Linked DNA regions of Mus musculus: region 1 is linked to region 2. The links are chromatin loops, found by intact Hi-C in ENCODE. Cell type or tissue: heart. All regions are shown on one strand. Each heading gives the region's core, and the rest is flanking DNA. Links, peaks and the distances in the headings are about the cores only.

Evidence for each region. Peaks named below come from ENCODE experiments on the same cell type or tissue, not always from the same donor. Only the 100,000 strongest peaks of a DNase experiment are listed, where the experiment ranks them.
Region 1: it touches region 2 in a loop (8-fold over the local background); 4 of 42 quality-filtered maps call a loop at or near these places.

What each region holds. Positions count from the first base shown.
Region 1 is chr1:36,465,952-36,476,828 of GRCm38, reverse strand. It overlaps Cnnm4 (cyclin M4), which reads right to left and starts at 5,232. Exons shown (of 7, transcript NM_033570.2): 1 at 3,744-5,232. The coding sequence starts at 5,136. It overlaps Gm33454 (predicted gene, 33454), which reads left to right and starts at 5,060. Exons shown (of 3, transcript NR_168706.1): 1 at 5,060-5,367; 2 at 8,295-8,470. In heart, for the core only: a CTCF peak has its summit at 5,029 (motif pointing right); DNase peaks (open chromatin) are centred at 5,278 and 6,548; H3K4me3 peaks cover 3,081 bases; H3K27ac peaks cover 1,516 bases.
Region 2 is chr1:36,301,479-36,312,355 of GRCm38, reverse strand. It overlaps Arid5a (AT rich interactive domain 5A (MRF1-like)), which reads right to left and starts at 4,623. Exons shown (of 7, transcript NM_001172205.1): 1 at 4,520-4,623. The coding sequence starts at 4,523. In heart, for the core only: a CTCF peak has its summit at 4,763; DNase peaks (open chromatin) are centred at 2,635, 3,765, 4,495 and 7,395; H3K4me3 peaks cover 2,085 bases; H3K27ac peaks cover 1,145 bases; H3K27me3 peaks cover 576 bases.

The DNA of each region.
Region 1 (10,877 bases), core at 2,363-7,362, 160 kb before region 2:
AAGGGGCACAGAAGAACTGGAAGGTGGGCTTGAGGTTGGGGTTGCGGGGTGCGTCATTCATGACTCTGCCTTAGCGCTTGTAAAAGCATCTAAGGGGAAGTCAGATGGAAACTGGCCTAGGAGTCACTCGACTTTCTCGTTTCAGGATTCCAAGCTGGGACAAACCCACTCCCAACACCCAGTACTGCAAACAGTTTTAGGCGAGGTTCCAGTAGAAGGGCCAAGGTTCAAACTCCGTGAATCTGGGTGGCCTGGATTAACTGGCATGTCTTCATGCCAAACACAGTCTTACTCCTGAGGGCCCCTAGAACCTCTACTGAATGTGGTAAGAGGGCTCAAAAGCATCTAATGTTAACTGTCTTGAGGCAGGAAGCAAGATTCTCTGCTTTAATCCTAGGGGAGTTCAAGCTCCCCGCACCCTGTGCTGTGCAGGGCATTTCATGATCCATCTTAATGAGGGAGGCTGGGTAAAACCTCCTAGGGCCAATGATGGCTTAGCAGCGGGCAAAGGGGCATGACTAGCAATGGGCCTTGAATGTCACACTCAGAGCCCCAAACTCTTCATGCCTGGAATCAAGACACACACACACACACACACACACACACACACACACACACAGAGCTTTTCCTGGTGCACACTGAGATGTGGCAGAACCTCACTTAGCCTTCTCATAAATGTCTCATAATTCTGAAGCTTCTAAAATAGCAATAATTTTCTCCCAAATCTGACAAGTCCTTTATTCATTTATTCATCCACTGGGTAATATTTTATTGAGGCCTTACTGTGTGCCAAGGGCCATACCAGAGCTATCGACACAACCATCGGAGCACAGCGCCTGCCCTTTGGATCTTATATTGTACTGGGTGGAGACGAGGGCTTGGCAAACCACAGAGCCCCTGAGCTGAGAAGGAAAACGGAGCACAAGGGAGAGGGCTGGGAAAGTCAAGAGAGATGTTGGGGTTACAGGCTTAAATGGGGTGACAGCAAGGTCTCATAGAGCCAATGCTGAGGAGGCAGATTAGGGAGGGAAGCCACACTGACTCTCTTGGAGAACAGTTAGGGCAAAGGCCCCAGAGCTGGGAGTGCCGAGGTGTGTTTAAGGAACAGGAAGCCTCAAGCAGCCTGGCAGACAATCATCCATTCATTTGTACAACTAACGTTCACCGAGGCCCCATCTGTTGGCCAGGCCTGCAGTGGTGAAAACCAGTAAGGCAGGGCCCCACACTCATGGAACTTGCAAAGCTGGGGAGTGGGGATTAAAGAACCTGGTTTTAAAAAAAAAAAAATTACAGATGTAGGCTTAGGGCACACACCTACAATCCAGTCCAGCCTCAGCTCCAAAGTAAGAAAGCTGACTCAAAAGAAAACAAACCTCAGGCCGACAGACAGAAAGGCTTCAGCCAGTCAGGCTTCCGGCAGAGTGAGGTCCAGAGCCATCATACAGTTTGGGGGTGAAAGATCCAGCAAAGACCCTGAAACATGCCACCCTGTCTGGCATAACGCTGGTGAGCTGCACTTGTTCCTTGTTAATAACAAAAACAGAAGAGCCTTCCAGACACTAACTTTGGAAAGAAAATCTTAGAAGCTGTAAGATGCACACTAGGCATGCGTCACAGCCTGGGCAGCGTCAGACTAGGGGTAGACCCCAGATGGAAAGACCCAGGAGAGCCCACTCAGCGGGAGGGAGGCACGGGCAATAGCAAGACACCTCTGTGATAATTTACTAAATTAAAACTGGTCTCCTAAATCCTCCAGATCAGGAAGGCACCACACATGGCCCAGGGTCTGTCCATAAGGAGTGACCACCGTGTCACACTCTCATCTCCCTGACCCCCAGGACAGACTGCTCCTGCTTTTCCGTGAACTGCTTGGGCTCCACACTCTAAGGCCTGGACTCGGGCCACAAGCCTCTGTCAAGGAAAGTCTGGTGGACCAAACTGTGGGGGTAGGGCTCAGCCCAGAACAACTCTGGCCTAAGAGATGCCAGCTCTGCTTTTCCAGCTCAGTGAAGGACACTTCTTCACAGGACAGAGTAGAGTCCAAAACCCAGACCCTGCACTCTCCCACAGAACAGAGGTCATCCCTGCTGATCAAGAGCTGGACACCAAGTTAAGCCAATTCATACTAGTTGGATCCAGATCTAACCAAACTGATGGGGAGGTACTGGTGGGTATATCTGTCACCAGAAAACCACCTCAGACCACAGAGGCAGGTAAGAAAGAAGCTGTCATGGGAGTCCTCACCAGGTTCCAAATGAAGCCACTGCAGAGAAATTTTCAGGTTCCCCAGTTGCAAGATGGGAGTCGAAACACAGTCCCCAATGTTTCTACTCAGACTCCGAGCAAAACAGGTTCCTGGGTCTATACCACTAAATCTCCTTCCATGCCACCCAGACTATCTCTGTCCTGGTTTACAGTCCTCAAGATGCCCTCAGCTGCTCTGATGCTGAGATCTGTGTAGAAAACTTCAAAGGGAGAGCACCAACCTGCCTCCTTGGCCTTGACCCAGACCCAAGTGCACCTTCTGGTAAGGCCATCTCTTCTCTCCTGATCCCATTTCAAGACTGTCCACCACCTTCCAGTTTCAGAAATGACCCCGGACTTATCCACAACTAGTGGTTCCCAGCTTGAGCCTTTGCCAGAGACAGCTCTACATACAGGAGGATGGTTGGGTCTAGGATTATGAAGCAAGGTCCCTACAGAACGAGCTTCGGGGTCTTCTCTAAAGAGTCGCCCTTTCTTCCTCCTCACCTCCTTCAGCCTAGGAGGGTTTCACTTGATAACCTTGTTTCACAGCTACTTTTGAGGGTTTCAGAGTAGAAGAGGGAAGAAGTCTTTGTTGGGAATAAGGCAAAGGGTGTGTGCCCTGTCTGAGCTTGGAGGCTGGGGAGTAAACCCTCTTAAGTGCCTACCTACCTGGGAGCTAGCCAAGCACACACGAGAGAGCACACACAGAGCAAGGGCCCCTGAAGACTGGGAGTTGGGGGCAGGTTTATGTTTGGCTCTTGGGAAAGATGGAACAATAACCAAAGCTTGCTCTCCACGCTTCTGCTAAGCAGCGGGAACTGCACGTTGGCACTGTTCTGAGTTGGGAGCCGAGGAGAGACCTCCCAGTTTTGCTTGTGGGCTGGAGGGTGACTGACGGTTCTACCCTGGTGAGGACACACAGTTCCAAACCTGGAACAAACTCGGGGGGGAAAAGTGTGCAAAACTCCAACCCGTCCCCTGATGGCCATGGACCAGCAGAGCCAGAAGGTCCACTAGACAGAACCACCTGCTGAACCACAAGCGAATCCTTGGCTTCCTCACAAGAGGGGTGTGACCCAGGCCCAAGTCACTTCATCTTTTAAGATTCCCCTCAAATGTGCCTTCCCCTGTGACAACATCCTCAGCTCCCTGGCTACTTCCCCACCCACCCAGGAGGCCTGGTGGCTGCCTCATTTCAGGCATGAATGAGCCTTACCCTGTCTCCCTTCACCAGCTCCAGACAAGTGTATCTCCTTCAGCTTTGATTCAACTAAGCACAGAACACAGTGCCTGGCAGAAGGCAAAGGCTTGAGAACCGCTTCTGCTGCGCCTGATAACGTTCACACCAGAAGCATAGGAAGCCATGGACAGGGGGACCCAGAATAAATCGCACAAACAGAAGAGTAAAACCTGCAGACAGAGAGCATGCAGGGGATGCTTCAGGGGAACGAGAGGTATCAAAAGGACATTTAACCAGGAGCTACACCAGTCCTTACCCTTCTTAAATTCCTCTAGCATGGCATCCAGCTTGGTGTCATGAAAAACAAAATGTACCGGGTGGTTGTAGAAGCGAGTGATGGTCTTGAGCGGGGTGCAGTCATCCGGGTCAACAAAAGCCAAGTCTTTGACATACAGGATATCTACAATATTGGATTGCTCATCTTCAAACACAGGAATGCGAGTGTAGCCACTCTCCATAATCTCCGACATGGTGTTGAAGTCCAGAATGGCATCACTGCGGATCATGAAGCAGTCGTGTAGCTGGGTCATGATATCCTCCACAGTTTTGGTCCTTAGTTCCAGGGCACCCTGGATCATATTTAACTCCTCCTTCACCAAGTCATTATAGGGCTCTGTCACCTTCAACATCTCCATCAGCTTCTCCCGATTGTAAACAGTGCGAATCTCCTGACCTAAGACGAAGTCCAGGAGTTTGCTAATGGGGAAACTCAAGGGAAAAGTGAGGAGCATAAAGACTTTGGTGAGAACAATAGTGTTGGCACCCACAGCCAGCCCGTGCCGGGAGCACAGGGCTTGAGGTAAGATCTCCCCAAAGATGACAATGCCAATGGTAGAGGAGGCCACTGCCATGATGCCAGACCCGATGAGGTTGTCTAGAAGGATGGTGAGGGAGGTGTTGACTAGCACGTTCCCCAGGAGCAGCGAGCAGAGCAGGTAGTTGCCCTTGCGCCTGATGGGCTCTATCTTGCGAGCATACTTTCTCTCCTTCTCAGTTCCACAGTTCTGCACGATGCGCAGCTCCATCGGGTCCAGGGCCATAAGCCCCAGGTTGAGGCCAGAAAAGATGCCCGACAGCACCAACAGCACCATAACGAGAAGGATGTGCAGCCAGAGCGGCAGAAACCTCCCATGCTCCTCCACCATGAAGAGCAGGGAGTCCTTGTCCGTCCATCTGGTCCAGGGCCCGTCGGCCCGGGGCCGGGTGCACAGCGCGTACAGCTTCATGTTCTCGCTCCTCCGCAGGAACTTGGTAATCACCACTAGCATCCCCGACGTGTTCCCGCGGCTCACGTTGACCAGCCGCTGGACCACTAAGTCCTTGGTGAGCTCCAGGCAGTTGGTGGAGTTGTGGACCGCCTCGGCGTCGTCCACCTCGGTGAAGGAGATCAGGTTGCTGGAGATATCGCCCAGGCTGTGGCCATAGAGCCTCAAGTTCACCGTGCTGCCCTCGGACACGAAGATGATGCCATCCGGGTTCATCCCGCACGACTTGTTGCAGCTCGCTAGCCTCATGCCTAGGATCACGCTCTGCTGGGGGCTGCTCTGGCCGCTGGCCGCCCGCGTCCATAGCAGCAGCAGCGCAGCCAGGAGGAGGCGCCCTCGGGCCGGCCAGCCGTCCCGCCGCCCGCCCCCGCCCCCCGGCGCCATGTTGCTCCGGCCCCGCCGCTGCCCGCGCCCCGCCGCGCGCCTCACTCGGCGCCTCCGCTCCTGCCCTCCTGCCGCTCCGCTGCCGCCGCGCCAACTGCCCCAGCCGAGGACCTGACGTCAGACCGCGCCCCGCCCGCCCCGCCCCGCCGCCCCACGCCCCTTATTTGCATGCGATGTCCCGCCCCTACCCACGGCTCGCGCGCCCGGCTTAAGGAGGTCTGCGCCCTTAAGGTAGAACGGCGCGGGGCGAGCGCGGGAGCCCGCAGCGGGGGTGCGCCCAGCCAAGCTTCCGCGCGGCACCGGGCTTCTCCCGCGCTCCTCCTTAGGGAGCCCGGCTCCCAAGCCCCACGCGCTCGGTTGCTTCCGGGTCCCCTGCACTCTGTCGCTCCGTTCTGGGGCGGGTGGTGCTTCTCCGCGGGCACAGCGAGAAAAATGCATTTCCTGGTTTAGAAAAAGAAAAGGGAACCTGAGGGTTCAGGCTGGCGTTACAGCCTCCTTACTTCTGGGATTTTCGTTGACCTTGACCCAATGCCAGAAATAGGTTGTCACTGCCCCCGAAGTCCCCCAGCCCACTCCTCGGTTCTGTCTAGACCCCTAAGGTGCTGAGGGACCAGGCTCTGACCTAGGTTTTTCACCTGTCATTTCTATTTAGGGATGAGTTTTCATTGAACATGTACTCTTGTTTCATACTCTAACGATACGGCAATGAACAAGCCAAAATTCTTGCACATCTTTAGTTTACAGCCTATCATCAGAAAAATGGCAGTAAACAAGACAAGCCATACGGGGGCAGGAGGGGGAGCGCAATAAGCAAGTAAACACACACAGGAACACTAAGTGTTTTACTTCTTACAGATGCAAATTTTGAACCTAGGCACAAAATCCTAGGCCTTTCAGATCTTCACCGTTAATCCTAGTCCCTGTCTGTAAATGGCGGTAAGAATGACTGGTTTTTTTTTTTTTGTTTTGTTTTTGTTTTTTGTTTTTTGTTTGTTTTTTTTTTTTTTTTTTTTTGAGACAAGGTCTTACATAGCCCGATATGGCTTTGAACTCTTCAAATCTGAGGCTGACCTTGAACTCCCGATCCTATGTCCATTACCTCCCAAGTGCAGGGTTTACAGATATGCACCACCATGCCTGGATTGATTTTATTGTTTAGTTATGGTTTTAGTTTTTAATTTGACGGCAGGAAGAGTGATAACACAGCATCACCTGGCTAAGCACGTGAGAACAACTGGCTTACACACCGAATATGACATAACAACTCTCTGTGAATAGTCTTTGCCTGTGTAGTAATAGTTGTTGCTGCCTGCTCTTTCAGGACCATACCCTTAACCCCAAATTGTGGTGACTGGCCAGCTGAGGCAGCTGCTTGTGGAAATGAACTGAGGGGTGGGGCTGCTGTTCTAGCCTTGAGATCACTGCTTCCTGGTCAGCCCCACTTGGATGTCATCCGGCAGCTATGAACTCAGTGTGTGGGGATGACCACAGCTATCCACCCACAGCTGTCCACCCTGTGAAGGGCAGGACACGGATGACAAACATCCTTACCTCAGTTGCAAGAGCTATACTAAGCACAAGGCCTGGGTTGACCCCTGGGTCTCCCAGCAGGGCTTCTCCTGGCCCTAGAGACACAGTCCTTCTCTATGTCTCTGTACAAACCCCTGTGTTTATTTTTACTTTGGTACACAGCCTGCCAATTAAGGCAACAATCAATACCAGCAGCAAAAATCCAAACATAATGGAACACTCATGCAGTGTTGTGGGGGAGGCTGGGTAGCAGAGGCTGACTTAATGCTCTGGCATTGTGCTGGTGGGTTCTGTAAACAGCCAGCTGGAGGAAGTTCCTTGTGAGGAGGTGCCTCACCTTACACACACACACACACACACACACACACACACACACACACACACAGAGTGAGGCCAGAAGACCAGCTTTTTAGTGAACAGTACCCTCAGGAGTTGGGCAATTGCCCCCTCCCTGTCTTTGACAACCCAGAAGAGCCGCCCGGATTGTTTGACAGCAACCCCAGGTCCCTGGAAGCGCCTATCAGGCCTCATCATCATTCCAGAGGCTATTTTCATTTTGCCCTTTTCGGGTCTGTATTTACTCGTGCTCTATAGGTAGGCACTCAATCTAAGCGACAGAAGCCAACAAAGGAAAGAAAAATAAGTGTTTGAGCCACTTGGCTTGGAAGTCGAAGGGAAGGAGCAGGGAGAGAAAAGCAAGACAGAACAATGGTTGCTAGATAGGAACAGAAACGGGGTCTGTTAAAGTCAAGTTAACTCACAGTTGGATTCCCAAAGGAGAATAAGAATAGACTCCTTGAAGTAAGTGAAATTCAGGGCTGGAGAGATGGCTCAGTGGTTAAGAGCATCTGTTGCTCTTGCAGGAGACCCACAGGAGACAAGCTCAGTTTTCAGCACCCACATGGTGACTTATAACAGTCTGTAACTCCAGTTCCAGAGGATCCAATACCTTCTGTCCTCTGAGGGAACCGGATACACACATGCTATGCATACACACATGCTATGCATACACACATGCTATGCATAAACACATGCGGACAAAACCTTCATACACATAGGTAAACAATAGTTAATAAACAGTGGTAATGGTAATGTAAGAGGTATTGGAGGACGTCAGACTTGTGGCTCAGGGGCTGTGGTTGTCATCCTGCCCCTCTAGGTAGGGTATCTATCTGCCATACTTTCTCATTAAGTAATATTAAGAAAGAATCTAGGCAACCTGGATGGGCACACAGCTCACAGCAGCTAGGCTGTGCGAACAGAGAAACGTCCGTTTTGGAGGACAGGGAAAGGCACCAGTCTTCTCTCTCTCTCTCTCTCTCTCTCTCTCTCTCTCTCTCTCTGTGCCAAGTCCTTACTCATCTGAGTTGCCTCCTTTTGCAAGTAAGGGGTCTGAGTAAAGGTTCTCTTTAGGTGATGAGTGATTGACACTCTCCAGTCATGAGGTCCTTGGTCCTGAATGGCCCTGTCTGAGTGTAGTACAGGGCAGTATGTCTACCTCTCCCACTGTCTTCTTAAGAGGGTTCACTCCTTGTCTTGTCCCTGGTACCATGTTAATACTGGGGTCTGAATCGGCAAACGAGGATCTAACTCTTCCAAGCTAGGTTCTTAGTCTCTTCACCTTCTAGGTTCCCAAGATGGAGGAGCTGTGGGCAAAGAAGCAGCCTTTCTGTTCATGCCCAGAGCCTAAGCCCTGCCCTGAACCCACACTGGAAGTCTGTTGGGGCTTGTGTGGGCCCTGGAGTGGATAGTCTGGCTGTGGACTGTGGATGCATTTATCAGGGGATGGTGCAAGCCATCATCGGTATGTATAGCCCAGCCTGTGCACTTAGCCCTCACATAAGCCTACATATGTTATTTGGACATGTCCAAGCCATTTGCATTGTCCCACGAGGACAGGGAGAAGTGAATCTTCTTCCCTGTACAGGAGTACAAAAATAGGCCAAAAATTAGCCAGCTCAAGTCCCAACTCAAAGCATCCCAGCAAGGGTGGGCGTGGGGACCTCATTGTAGAAAATGTCAAGAGTAAAGTAAATGATGCTAAAACATCAGGTGGGAGGGGCCAGACCGAGGAGTGTCTCAGGCAGGAATGCCAAGCCTCAATTGGGTAAGTAGGCTTCAAAGGTCCCTGGGGCACCTGGCGTGGTACTCTCCTTGGGAGCGGAACCACAGAAAGATGGACGCCCCTGTGTTGGTCAGAGTTTTGCAGCAGTACTGGAGGATGTCGCCTGCCGAAGGCCCATGAGGCCTTGGGTTCTGTGTGCCGTGTGCGATGATGTTCAGGTCTTCGCAGGTTATAGCAAGAATTCAATAGATGTGTTTGGTGACCACATGAGACAAATGCTTTTTTGAGAGAACACGCCCTTACTCCTTGCTTGGGGCGGGGGGGGGGAGACTCTATTTGTATATACAGTCAAAGTATTTTGACCACATCTACTCCCCCTGGACCTCTAACCTACAACTTCATCCCCCGCCCCTTTCCTAAGCCACTGAGTCTGATTGGTGCTGCTCATACAGAGTGTGGGGCGGAGCTCCATGGGCAGGCAACCAGAGGCTGCACTCACAAAGAGCATTTACTGTTGCTTCCCTGCCAGCCAGCTATCAATAGCTTCTCATCTAGGGCTGGAGGATTTTAGGAGCCTGTCCCTCTATCTATTCTGAAAACTTGATTGGCTCCATCTAGGGCGGTGACCACAACCACTCTTAGTTGCTCTTAGTTCTTGTGAGTGTAGTGGCCATGGCTTGCCCAGAAAACAGCTCTGCTCTCTGCCCTCCGCTCTTCATTCCTTTTCTGGCCACTGCTCTTCTGAGATGTCCTCTGAACCTTGATGGTGCTTATGGAGGAGAGAGGTGTTAGTATAGATGTCCGATTCAGGGCCAAACATTCAGATATGCTCACTGTCAGCATTTTGACTACTTAGGTCCCCTTGCAAAAAGAAGCATCTCCAACCAAAGGGGAGAGCAGCACAAATCCATGACTATACATATAAATATTTAAAAGGCAGTTTGGCAACATGGTCATTTAGCAAAACAATAATAGCAGGTTCCTCCCCAGATGCCTTCATTTACTTTTTTTTTTTTTCTTTTTAAAATCACTGTGTGTCTCCATCGACCCCTGGCCACACAGATCTCCCTTTTCTCCAGAGCGAGATCCATAGAATGATGGGGAAGGAGAGAGAAGCTGAGAGAAAGGTCATGTAGGACTGAACAAGATCCCATCTGGGCACTTTGGCCTCTGTGGGGAAGAGAGAAAGGAAGCCAGAGGCAGTGATGCTGGGTAGAGGTAAACTGGAACAGTCTTCACAGAACAAAGGGGTCAGAACTTGGAAGTCTTAGAAAATCAGGAAGAAGGCCGGGCGTGGTGGCGCACGCCTTTAATCCCAGCACTTGGGAGGCAGAGGCAGGCAAATTTCTGAGTTCGAGGCCAGCGTGGTCTACAGAGTGAGTTCCAGGACAGCCAGGACTATATAGAGAAATCCTGTCTCGAAAAACCAAAAAGAAGAAGAAGAAGAAGAAGAAGAAGAAGAAGAAGAAGAAGAAGAAGAAGAAGAAGAAGATGAAGAAACAAAGAAAGAAAGGAAGGAAGGAAGAAAATCAGGAAGAGAGAAGACTACCTACTATTCAGTATCCAGGAGACCCCCAAATTCTGCTTGTCCAGAACCCCTGTGAAGGGCACCAGGTTACGTGGATCCAAGGGTCTCCACAGACCCCAGCTGGGATTCATCACTTCCCACTTCTGTCCCCAACCACATACACACTGGAATACCCACTGTTCCCAAGTCTGGCTACCCAAGCAAGACTGTTTTCTTCTGCCTCTGAAAACACACAAAGATTGTCTGTCTGTCCCTTTCTTTTGATTCTTTGGGCTAGAGATCAAAGCTAAAGTCTTTTACTTGTGTGGCAGATGTGTTCTAGCATTGAGCTACATCCCTAGCTCTGTATACGCCCTTGAAGCAAGTCCTAGGTAAGACTGTGATCTAATTGTCACCTGTCCAACAGGTTGTCTTTTTATTTGTTTGTGGCAGGGTCTTGCTGTGTTGTAATCCAGGCTGGCCTTGAACTCAGTGTCCTCCCTATTAAGCTCTTGAGAGCTGGCATTGCAGGCATGTGCCAACACACCCACCTCTTCAAGGTGAACACACAGGGCTTCGTACACATAAAGAAATGCTCTACCACTGAGCTATGTCCCTAGCCCTGACCTTTTTGTATTG
Region 2 (10,877 bases), core at 2,440-7,439:
TATGAACCAAGCCCTCGTGGACCTCAGAGCCTCTGTAAGATCCCTTCCCGGCCAGTCCTACGTCGTCCTACTTGTGAGCATAGAAGAGGGCTGGTGTCTCCAAAAGACAGTCTCTGCTTTCCACAGTATCATCCGCACAGGACTTTTCTATCCACAAAAACCATCATGATAATGGGGATTGAAGTTTTCCTGTAGCACATCTAGACTGTCCTCTGGTGTGACGTGTGAGGTAGGGGTCTGCCCATGTTCTCCTCCACAGCTCCAGTGGTTCCTAGTGCTGGCCTAGTGACACCCCTGTGGTGAATGAAGGCCTGCTTTCCCCACAATCTCACACATGACAGAAGCATGCCTGGGTTGTCCCTAGACTTTCTAGTCTGTCCCACTCACTCTGGTGCTCTGCGTCCACGTGTAGTTTTAGCTTCTGGAGCTCGATGAGAGAGTTCACCACACAGAGGTCAGGCCTGCCTCCCTTCAACATTCCTCTGTGGAGGACATAGGCACGGGTTCACAACCTGTGGGTCTCGACCCCTTTCACAGGGCTCGCCTACCAGAAAGACATCCTGCGTACTAGATATTTACATTACGAATCATAACAGTAGGACATGGGAGTTATGAAGTAGCAATGAAAATAACATTATGGTTGGGGGGGTCACCACGACATGAGGAACTGTGTGTGTTTTAAAGGGTTGCAACATTAAGAAAGTCAAGAAGCCACTGTTCTAAAGGAACAAACAACAACAACAACAAACAAACAAGAAACCCTCAATGGGATTTTGGTTGAAAAGCACTTAAATTGAGAAACAACTTTATCCCCGGTCTGCTCCTCCTGTACGATGGCAGGCCTTCCCTCCACAGCTCCCTGGGCTGCCTACTCCACCCTCTATACAAGGAGACCACAGTTTGACAGAGTCCCTTCCTAGGCCGCAGGCAGGTGGGCACAGGTACAGCAGGGAAGCTGCCGCAGCTCCTCATGGGTCAATGTCAAGGCTGTGTCAGGGGCAGCTCGGGCTGTGGATGCTAAGCTACAGCACTAAGGGCCGGGTCTCAGTCTCCCTTTCCAAACTTGCCGGTGTTTTCCAGCCATTCCTTACTTCTCTTTCTGCTAGCTATGGCTATGGCTCCACCAAAGCTCATCTCTCCAGGGCTCCCTGGGGCTGAGCATCTCTGCAGGCCTTACTGAATCATCTTCCTTTTAACAGATGTAATACTGGAGGCTCAGAGAAGTCAGACAACCTGCCTCAGGGTCACACAGCTTTCCAGTGGCAAAGCTGGGATTCTAAACTACAGAGGTCTGATGGTGCCAAAAGGCTGAACCCTAAGGTCTAGAGCTTAAATAGGGGAGGGAGACCTCGGCTGGCGCACTAAGCTCAGAGCGTATAAACTTCCCCACACAGCCTGAGTGGATCTGTACAGCCCCATCCCTTTGCTAATAAGAATAGGTCAGGGCTGGAGAGGTGGCTCAGCTGTTAAGAGCACTGACTGCTCTTCTGAAGTCCTGAGTTCAAACCCCAGCAACCACATGGTGGCTCACAACCATCTGTAACAGGATCTGATGCCCTCTTCTGGTATGTCTGAAGATAGCTACAGTGTACTCAAATACATAAAATGAATAAAATCTTTAAAAAGAAAAAAGAATAGGTCAGTGTGAACCATGGAGCCAATCAGGCCTTGAATAGAAAGGGGCAGAAGGTCTGCAGTGTGAATCAATGTGTCTGGCCTTGGAGTCTCCCAGGGCCCCATCACCTTGTAATAGAGGGTATCTATCACCTTATAACCTTTAAGGAAGGAAAATGTGTGGGACACTGCTGAGATTCTCTGAAGAAATGGTAACCTGCTGTCTGGGTAGACAAAGGCTATGTGTAAAAGGGGGAAGATGACAGTAGTGAGGGTCACCCTGCAGAGGAGTCACTGAGGCAGGGGGGTGGCTGTTGGGATATCAAGCAGCCCTGTAAGCCTGCCCCCTGCCCTTCCAGCCAATGAACTGAGATCAGTTGAAATTGTGCTGGACAAAGTGGGGGTGGGTGGGGAATATAGCACCACACAGGGATGCTGTCTTTGCTTGTTTTGTTAGTTGTTTGCTTGGGACAGTCTCTCTGTGTAGCCCAGCCTGGCCTTGAATGTAAGATTCCCTAGTGTTGGGACTATAGGCATACACCACCATGCCAAGCTGGGTGCATCTTTTATCACCTCCAGCACTGTTTCTATAGCTCTCTCCCCTTATCTGTGAGATGGGTGTGCTAGGCTCCATAGCCAGTATTCTAAGCAGAAGAAAGCAAGAAATGATGCTTCTCCCTACAGATCACCTCACTGACACCTGCCTGTCCCCACGTATCCGATTCTCCCTAGGGTGCTCCTGACAGACTGACCTAAGTATGTGGGAAGTGTGTACCTGATCTGAGACCACTGAGGCTCAGACAGGGTTCAAGGCTCACCCCCCTGAGCAGGCGCAGACACGGCTACCACTTTCCCTCCCTCTTCTTGGTTTGCTTACCCCAGTCACCCTTCTTGTGATGGCAAGGAAGTGACACTTCCTTTCATGAAAACTCACTGGCTGGGAACACTGCGTCAATTACAACAATAACGGCAACAGCAACCTCAATAACAACCAGTAGACACAGCCCCACCCCCTTGCCTGAGGTTGTTGGCTTAAGTTTCACTTAGCTCAAGCTGGAGAGGAAACAAAGACAGCCTTTGAAGCGGTCAGTCCACTCTATGGCAGAAGCCAACTGCCTGGCATTCTCCTCCTTGGGCTTGCTCCAGTAGGCAGTTTGGGGGGGGGGGGGGGACAGTCCTACCAAGAGCCAGCCTTGAGGACAGCTGGACAGGAGTCTGAGGATCCAGGACACAGCACCAGCCACAGCCCACCCTCAGCACCTCTGCCAAGCTCTGTTAGCGGCTAGAGACAAGCTGAGAGTCCTAGGGGCTGCATAAAGGCAGAGAGGGGTGTAGGGGCACCAGGTATGAGATTCCAGACTCCAACTGCCCTGAGAGAGCCCAAGAGATCCTACTCCTGGGAGGACTGAGTCTTCACCGCCCCACCCTTCATCCATACGTTTGATGAAAATTGCTCTCTCTATGTATCATTTCCGGTTTTCCCACCCCACCTATGCTGAAACAAGCTGCAGAGGTTGACTCAACAGAAGGCCAAAACCCCTACACAGGGAACTTCCGGACCTCACTTTTCCTTTCTCCTCCTCTCCTCACCCTAGCACGGTGCCTGCTACACTCGTCCAAGAGGCAATCTAGATCATTACAGATCAGCTTCCCACCGAGGGCAGCGGAAGGCCACTAGGAAAGAAGAGAAAGAGCAAGGAGTTTTTGAAGCCTGGTCCTCCCTCACTGTCAGACCTTAGTCTGTCTCTATGCCTCAGTTTCTCTGTAATAGAAGACGGGGTGGGGTATATAATTCTAGGCCATTCTGCCTCTGTCACTTCAAGTTCTAGGCCAAGCAGTCATTTAGGACACTAACTGCTGTAGAGACAGACCCTCTAGCTTAACATTCCTCACCCTCCCCTGCCCAGGCATCCATCCTCTTTAGACACTGAGATCCTTAGATTTGCATCAATTCCCAGCAGTGCCCGCGGGGCGGGGCAAGGAGCACCTGTTACACTCATCTGAAATGAAAGACTCTGCAAACTAGGGGATACAGCCTGAGCAGCACAATTTGGGATTAATTTGAGGCCTTCCCGGCCTACGGTTGGCCCCACTGTGCCTGTGGGTTAGGTGTGGGATGTGACCCCGGCCAGGGAGCAACGCCTGGGTAGTGAGTGCAAAGGGCCACAGATCGGTGGTGTGGTTGTGCCCCTAGTTCGCAATAAGAGCAAAGCCAAACTTGTTCGTCGCACTCTGGCAGCCTGAGCTTCTGCCCTCGGTCCACTAAACACCCCCAGTCCAGGGCCATCACCCTGTCCCTTTGAAGAGACCCGAGGGAAAAGAGGGAAACTCAGAAGATCAGGCGGGTAAAAAGAAACCGTCTTTCCTGCTGGGGGTTGGAAAGAAAAAGAAACAAAAAGAAAAAGGAAAGAGAAGAGAGAAGGAGCAGGGGATCTGAAGCGTGTGACCGTCAAACCATCAGCATGTCCCTTGGCAGAAAAGAGGAACCGTTGATTCTTCAAAGCGCATTGAGCAATTTCTTCAAAACCCGCGCAGTCACTTTCAGGAATCGCGGCCGCAGTGGGAAGCGCTGCGCGCGGCCCGGGCGCCTCGGTTTCTGAGAAGCGAAGCGCTGGGCTGGCACGGGGCAGGGAGGGGCCCGCGGCCGAGAAGCTGCTGCTGACAGCTGTCACAACAAATGGGCCCAGAGCAGCTCGAGATTGAAACCGCAGCAGGAAGTGTGGGCGGCTCAGTGAATTTCAGTCCAGACTCGGAGAGGAGAGTTTCGAGATAAACGCCTGGGAAGCCCCTGGCCGCCCCGACTTTCCACGAGAAGAGAGCACGCAGACATTCGGGTTACCCTGAGAGCCACGATCGCTCTGGGACCCCAGCCCTCTGACCCCGGCGCCGCCCGCCAGCCGCTTACCCATGGCCCAGCGAGAGCGCGCGTCGCTATGCAGAGACCCTCTACACGCACAGCCGTCCTGTCCCAGCGCTCTCGGCGCGACTGACTACCGGCGCCGCTCGACTGCCTCCTCCCCCGCGGACCCGCCCATGGACCCGCCCCCCCCCAGCGCTCTGGGCGCCCATTGGTGAATCCTATTTTCTAGAGCGGAGCAGACTCCGCCCCCTTAGACCCGAGGACGTCTGGGAGTTGTAGTGTGCGCCCACTTTGCAGCTAGGGGCTGATGTAAGAAACTCAAGAATCAACTGCTGTCGCATGTCTGTTGGTTTCCCTAGAGGCAAAACTAGAGTCTTAGAAAAACTGCCCGCTCTTTGTAGCTTGCCAAAGACTGGGTGGGGTTAAATAAAGTGCTTCTGGCTTTTACCTGAAGTGGTCCTGGCCGGTTCCATCCTTTCCAACTTTACACAGTAAGTACTGTTAGCCTACCAGAGGCCAATCTAGAAAGTCTGTGGTCCAGGCCTAATGCCCAAAATGCCCATGTCTACATATGTCATGTAGACTGAGTGAAAGCCACAAGATGGACCGTGCAAAGAGGAAGTGAACGAGTTGAGGGTGAATGTGGACAAGATTAGTAGAGAGAACAGTCATTTGGACCCGTGTGGGTTATAGAAGATGACGCTAAAACTTGAGATTTAAAAGCAGAAAGCCTTATTAGCTTGAACTCGAACTCTGTTCCTATTATGTAGTTAGTATCCCCGGAATCAAATTCTGTTGATTAACTATAATACTCATACAGCTCGGTGCATTTCATACCATCATTATCTTCATTATATAGAGCAAAACAGGCCTGGGTGATTAATTAGCTCATATTACTGGTCGGTGGTAGGGCTAGAGAATTGGGGCACAGAGGAAGGCTTCATAGTTAGCCCCCAACATTTTAGTGTTCCCCTTCACACTGAACAAATGGACAGTCTGCATTTGATGACTTTGACCCTCTGGGCTTTATCCATAAGCTCTGGAATGGCAGATCTGCAAGCTCAGCCTGGAGCAGACACCAGTGAGCTTGGTGGATAATTGTAATAAACCAGTGCTTGCCGATCTGGTAACAGGCAATATTGTGGTTGATATTTATTAACTGCTCAGAATAACGAGCAGAACAATGATTGTAACAGTGCCTCCCACATCCAAGATTACAAACCCCAGTCCACCCCAAGAGATCCAAGACTCTAGCAGAGATGCAATCTACCAAGAGATACCACCTGGAAACTTCACAGGCTTCTAGTCACTGTGTTCATTTGGTAAGGGTCGATTGGTTGGGTTAGCTACAGTGCCAGGTTAGGTATGGAGATCTGCACGCTGCCTTCAGTGTTGCAGTATAGACCATCCACTACCTCCTGGATTGGATACATCTATCAATGAGGCACTCACTACCTTTCAAAGCCACAGCTAATCCGACCTCTGAAAAGGAGGATCCTACCGTCCAGGCAGGAGAGCTCACTCTCAGGCAGTGCTGTTTGTGCAAAGCCTCAGCAAGTCAACACCTGTCTCGGGCAACCTGCGAACAATAAGATCTAAATTTAATTGTCTCCTGAGGCAACTCTTTGCAACAGAAAGTAATTTACAACAGCCAATAAACCCTGCTGAGGAATGATACCTCCATTTGCCTTCCTAAAAGCACAAACACTTCAGTTGCTCAAGCTTTACACACTCCTGCCCCAGCCCACAGCCACCGCCCTCCATCACTCTCCATCCATAGAACACCAGCTCAGGATAGCGTGAGCATTCATCAGTGCTTCCATGGTTTGGTTGTCTCTCTGGCAGCCTCCAGAAGAAAAACAAAACACCATTAATGCATAAATACATTCTTCCTGGAAAAGGCATTGAGAATAAATCAGTCCTCTCTGACTCCGCTCCAAATCCAGTTCCCTCCCTCTCCTTATCAGATTGGATAGTCTTTTGGAATGCTCCTTACTTGTTTTCATAAATATATGTATTCATGGTATGGTAAAACATGTAACTTTGTTTAATGTGTGTGGGGTTTTTTTTTGTTTTTGTTTTCTTTTTAAAGATTTATTTATTTATTATATGTAAGTACACTGTAGTTTTCTTCAGACACTCCAGAAGAGGGTATCAGATTTCGTTACGGATGGTTGTGAGCCACCATGTGGTTGCTGGGATTTGAACTCGGGACCTTCGGAAGAGCAGTCGGCGCTCTTAACCACTGAGCCATCTCACCAGCCCTGTTTTTGTTTTTCGAGACAGAGTTTCTCTGTGTAGCCCTGGCTGTCCTGGAATTCATTCTGTAGACCAGGCTGGCCTCGAACTCAGAAATCTGCCTGCCTCTGCCTCCCGAGTACTGGGATTAAAGGCGTGTGTCACCACTGCCCGGCTAATGTGTGTGTTTTAACTTATATAATTCTGATTGTTTTTGCCCTTGATTATCTGAATCCTGCTGAGAAAGTTCTGTATCTCTCAGAGGATTATTGGGGAGAGACTTAACTAAGGCTACCTTCTAATGCTGCATGCTGGTCTCTCTCTCTCTCTCTCTCTCTCTGGACCAGACCTTGGGGGTGGATCTCACCCTGAAGCTTGCAGGCCCTGAGAGGTTCAGTAAGTTGCTGGAAGTCACGCAGGAAAGTCAGTACCACGATTCATCTGAGACCTTCAAAGCTGTTCAGCGATCTCAGAAAACAGGACAAGCAGCCTCCCCCCATCACCCCCCCTCCCCTTCCCTGCTCTGTTTCTGCTCTGTTCCCAGGCTCAGCAGTTGCAAAATGCCTCTAGGGCCTTGTTTTCAATGGGGGAATGAAGTGGGGGAGTATTTTTAACTGTTGGCCGGCCCTGCCTTGCTCCCCACCCCCTGTGCTAGCTGTCCAGGAAAGGCTAGATTCACAGTGGCATTTGCAACTCATGGAAAACAACAAATGCTTGAAATAGACCGTACCCGAGCCCGGGAATGGAAAAAATGGGCTCATGGTTTCAAATGCGTATTTTAGAAAGAGACAAGAATAGCTTTTGGCCTTTGGGGACGGGGTAGGGATGAGCTGGGCGATTCTGGGATAGGGCTGTGTCCCAGATCACCAAGGGACAATTTCCTAGGAGAAGTATGGTCACTGTCTCCAGGGTGCTTAAAAGCAGGTACTCCAACCCATCTCTGCACCTCCCAAATGAATCTGGTGCAGCTTCCTGTGTTGGGTTAGTGCTGGTTTGGGGGCTGGGGGCTCCCTGGCTCTCTCCCCACCTAACAGAAACTCAGGTTACTGAACTTCCTGCACCTGAAAGGTGACAGTTGAATCCTCTTGGGGTAGGGAAGAATTTGGGGTTTTCATCTGCACTCATACATAGCCCAGATGTGCAACCTTGTGAGAGTTGTTTAGTTTCTCAGAGACATGAGTGACTTATCAGAGAAGATGCTGTGCCAGTCCATCCATCCATCCATCCATCCATCCATCCATTCATCCATCCATCCACCTGTCCATCCACCCATTTTACCAACTTGTGTTCTGTGAATTAGCACCAAGGTAGACACAGTCAGTCATAGCCACTAATGGACAGCAAAGAGGGCGTTGGAGAATCAGCATGCTCTCTCCATCAGACTCCCACCCCCATCCCCATGTCTTCCCCAGCATGTCACCTGGTCCCTACAAAATAGGCACTGTATTTGTCCCCAGAATACTTTTGGGACATTGAGGAACAGTGAGCAGCAGATGCTATACAAGTTCATGCTTAGCCATAACTGGAAGAAGTAAGGAATGGTTGACTATACGCCTGGTTCTAGGAACAGGGCAGCCAGACTTTGGTTCCTTGTGTCATAGTTTGTCACAAAGCAATAAGTCTAGACTGGGAGTCAGTACAAAATGCACTGGAGAAGGATTTCATTTCGATCCTCTTTGAAGGCTCTTGACTGTTCCTCCCATTTGACAGGTGGATAAACTGAGACACATCTCACTTCTCTGACTTCTGCTCCCACCTAACCTTAATGCTAGCAGTGCAGGGATGGGGAGTGATGGGGGTGCTCCCAGAATCAAAAGAGAACTCCAACTCCCAGGATGCCTTGCTAGAAGGGGGAGTGTAGGGGTGGAGTTGCCATTCACTGTAATTTCTTGGCATTGGGAGGGAAGGGGGGGGGTCTGCGGGAGGTGTGTTTGTTGGGGGGGGGGGGCGTGTGCAAAAGTAAAAAGAATCAAAGCCTCAAGCGTCACGTCTAGGAATAGCCTCGGAGCTGGGCCAAGTCATTATCGACGATGAGTAATCCGGTTAAGTCATTTCTCTAAACACCATTCCTTGTAAGAGAATTAAAATATCAGCTTACATCAGAGCGGGAGAGGCGCGCCAGGAGCTGGAGCGACTAGCGGGCTCCGCGCTCCGCCTGCCCGGGAGGGGAGCGGAGCGGAGCCGCGTGCCTGGGCGCTGCCAACCAGGGCTGGGCTTCCGCCGGGCGAGAACCAGCGGATGGGGGCGGGAGCAGCAGGTCAGGCCTCAGTTTACCCTGCTATTAAGGGGCTCAGGGAAAGTTTGACGGCCTGCGGGGGCACGGAGCAGGGTTTCCGCCCCCCTTGCCCCCCCCCCCAGCTCCTGTCCCTGGTTCTAGTCGCCCCCGAGAGTTTCAGGGACAAGTGCACAGTGAAAGGCTAGAAACCGAGAAGGGTCCCCAGTCCTCTGCTGTGTGTGCCTTTGGCTTTGATTTTCATCTTTTCTCTCACCCTAGTTGCTTCTGTGCCCTACCTGCCTTGTGTTACACTGGCTTGTGAGGAGGATGAACTCTAGCAGCATCCTTAGAACCTTGATGACCTGGGGAGTGTGGGCGACCCAGAAGCAGCACCCCCACCCCCACCCCCCCACCACGTAGCCTCTAATTTCCAATTGTGTCACAACAAGGCACAGGTTTGGTCTCACCTTCCAATGGTCCTAACCCTAACATTTGGCACCTAAAATCTCTGGTATCCCTAGAGACTTCCCCCTGGCTTCTAGTTCCAGGCAATAATTAAGGCTAGCAAGACTATCCCAGACCTAAATCCCTTGTAATGATTTGGTTTGGCTTTTTTAAATTAATTAATTAATTAATTAAATTAATTAATTATGTAGCCCAGGCTGGCCTTGTGCCTTGTGTCTTCATGCCTGAGTGCTGAGATTAGAGGCATACACCAGCACACCCAACTGGGTTTGAACCTAGGGTTTCAAGGAGGCTGGGCAAACAGTCTATCACTGAGCTACAACGCTAGATGAGTTAGGTACTATAAAAACTCTTCGGCAGTCCAGACCGAAAGCTCTCCAGCTCAGGAACCACAAGAATGAATACTTTCCAGTCCTCACTTGCAGGTGGTGCAGACCACTCTTCTGAGCAGCTTCCCCATGGCTGAAGTGCTCTTAGCAGGATCTAGCTTACAAGATTACTGTGACGGTGGAAAATAGACCTTGAGGGTGGTCAGGGTGGCCTGCTGTGTGAAAGCAGCCTCTGCCTGGGCAGGTTCTCTCTGTGGATTTGCCTCTTCTCTGTTTCCTAGCACAGCACCACAAAGCTTTCTAACCGAGTTAGAAAGTTGAGTTCATATCGCTTCATGATTCTCAAGGTCCGGCGTTGAGGGCCAGCACCGGCTGTCAGTTCTTACTGACAAGAGTCCCAGAGGAGCAGAGGCCATTCATTACACGGTGAGAGGAAAAGCATGAATGTGTCTACTCTGGTCTCTCCACAGGGACCACACCCCACTCTGACAATTCTCTGACCCTAATCACTGCCCAGAGTGTCCTCCCTGCAAGTAGCGTTGATGTCTGACCCCAATACCTGACAGTGTGATTAAATACCAGCATATGAGACCTATGGGGACTCTCAGACTGCATCCAAACTGTAACAGTGTGTTTCTACCTCAGGGAAGACATGGGCGAAGAAATGGATAAGTGATAGACCTATACACACACACTCAGAGAGAGAGAGAGAGAGAGAGAGAGAGAGAGAGAGAGAGAGAGGTGGGGGAGGGGTCAGGGACAGGGACAGGGACAGGGACAGAGAGACACAGAAACACAGACTTTGGGCCTTTCACACAGTACCAGGGCCTGGCCACAGCTCAGTCCAGTCCCCTGATCACCCAGGGGAGGCTTAGACAGAGTAGTCCCCAGGCTCTGGCCTTGGTGATATGGGGTTGGGTCCTTAAACTCCTCCACCAGATTAGGGTTTCCCGATTTCAGGCCATAGCTTGGGGAACCCTTGGGTCTCTGGTGGGGTCCCAGATTCTGAAGCCGAGAGCAGGGTGGGAAAGTGCTGGCTTGTACCTAGTCTGAAAAGTCCCTTTTAATCCTCTCCATGCGGAAAACTTGGGCTTTAGGGAGAGAAGCCGCCTTAATACTTGATCCTCAAAAGCACTCTGGGGCTTTGTTTTTTAAA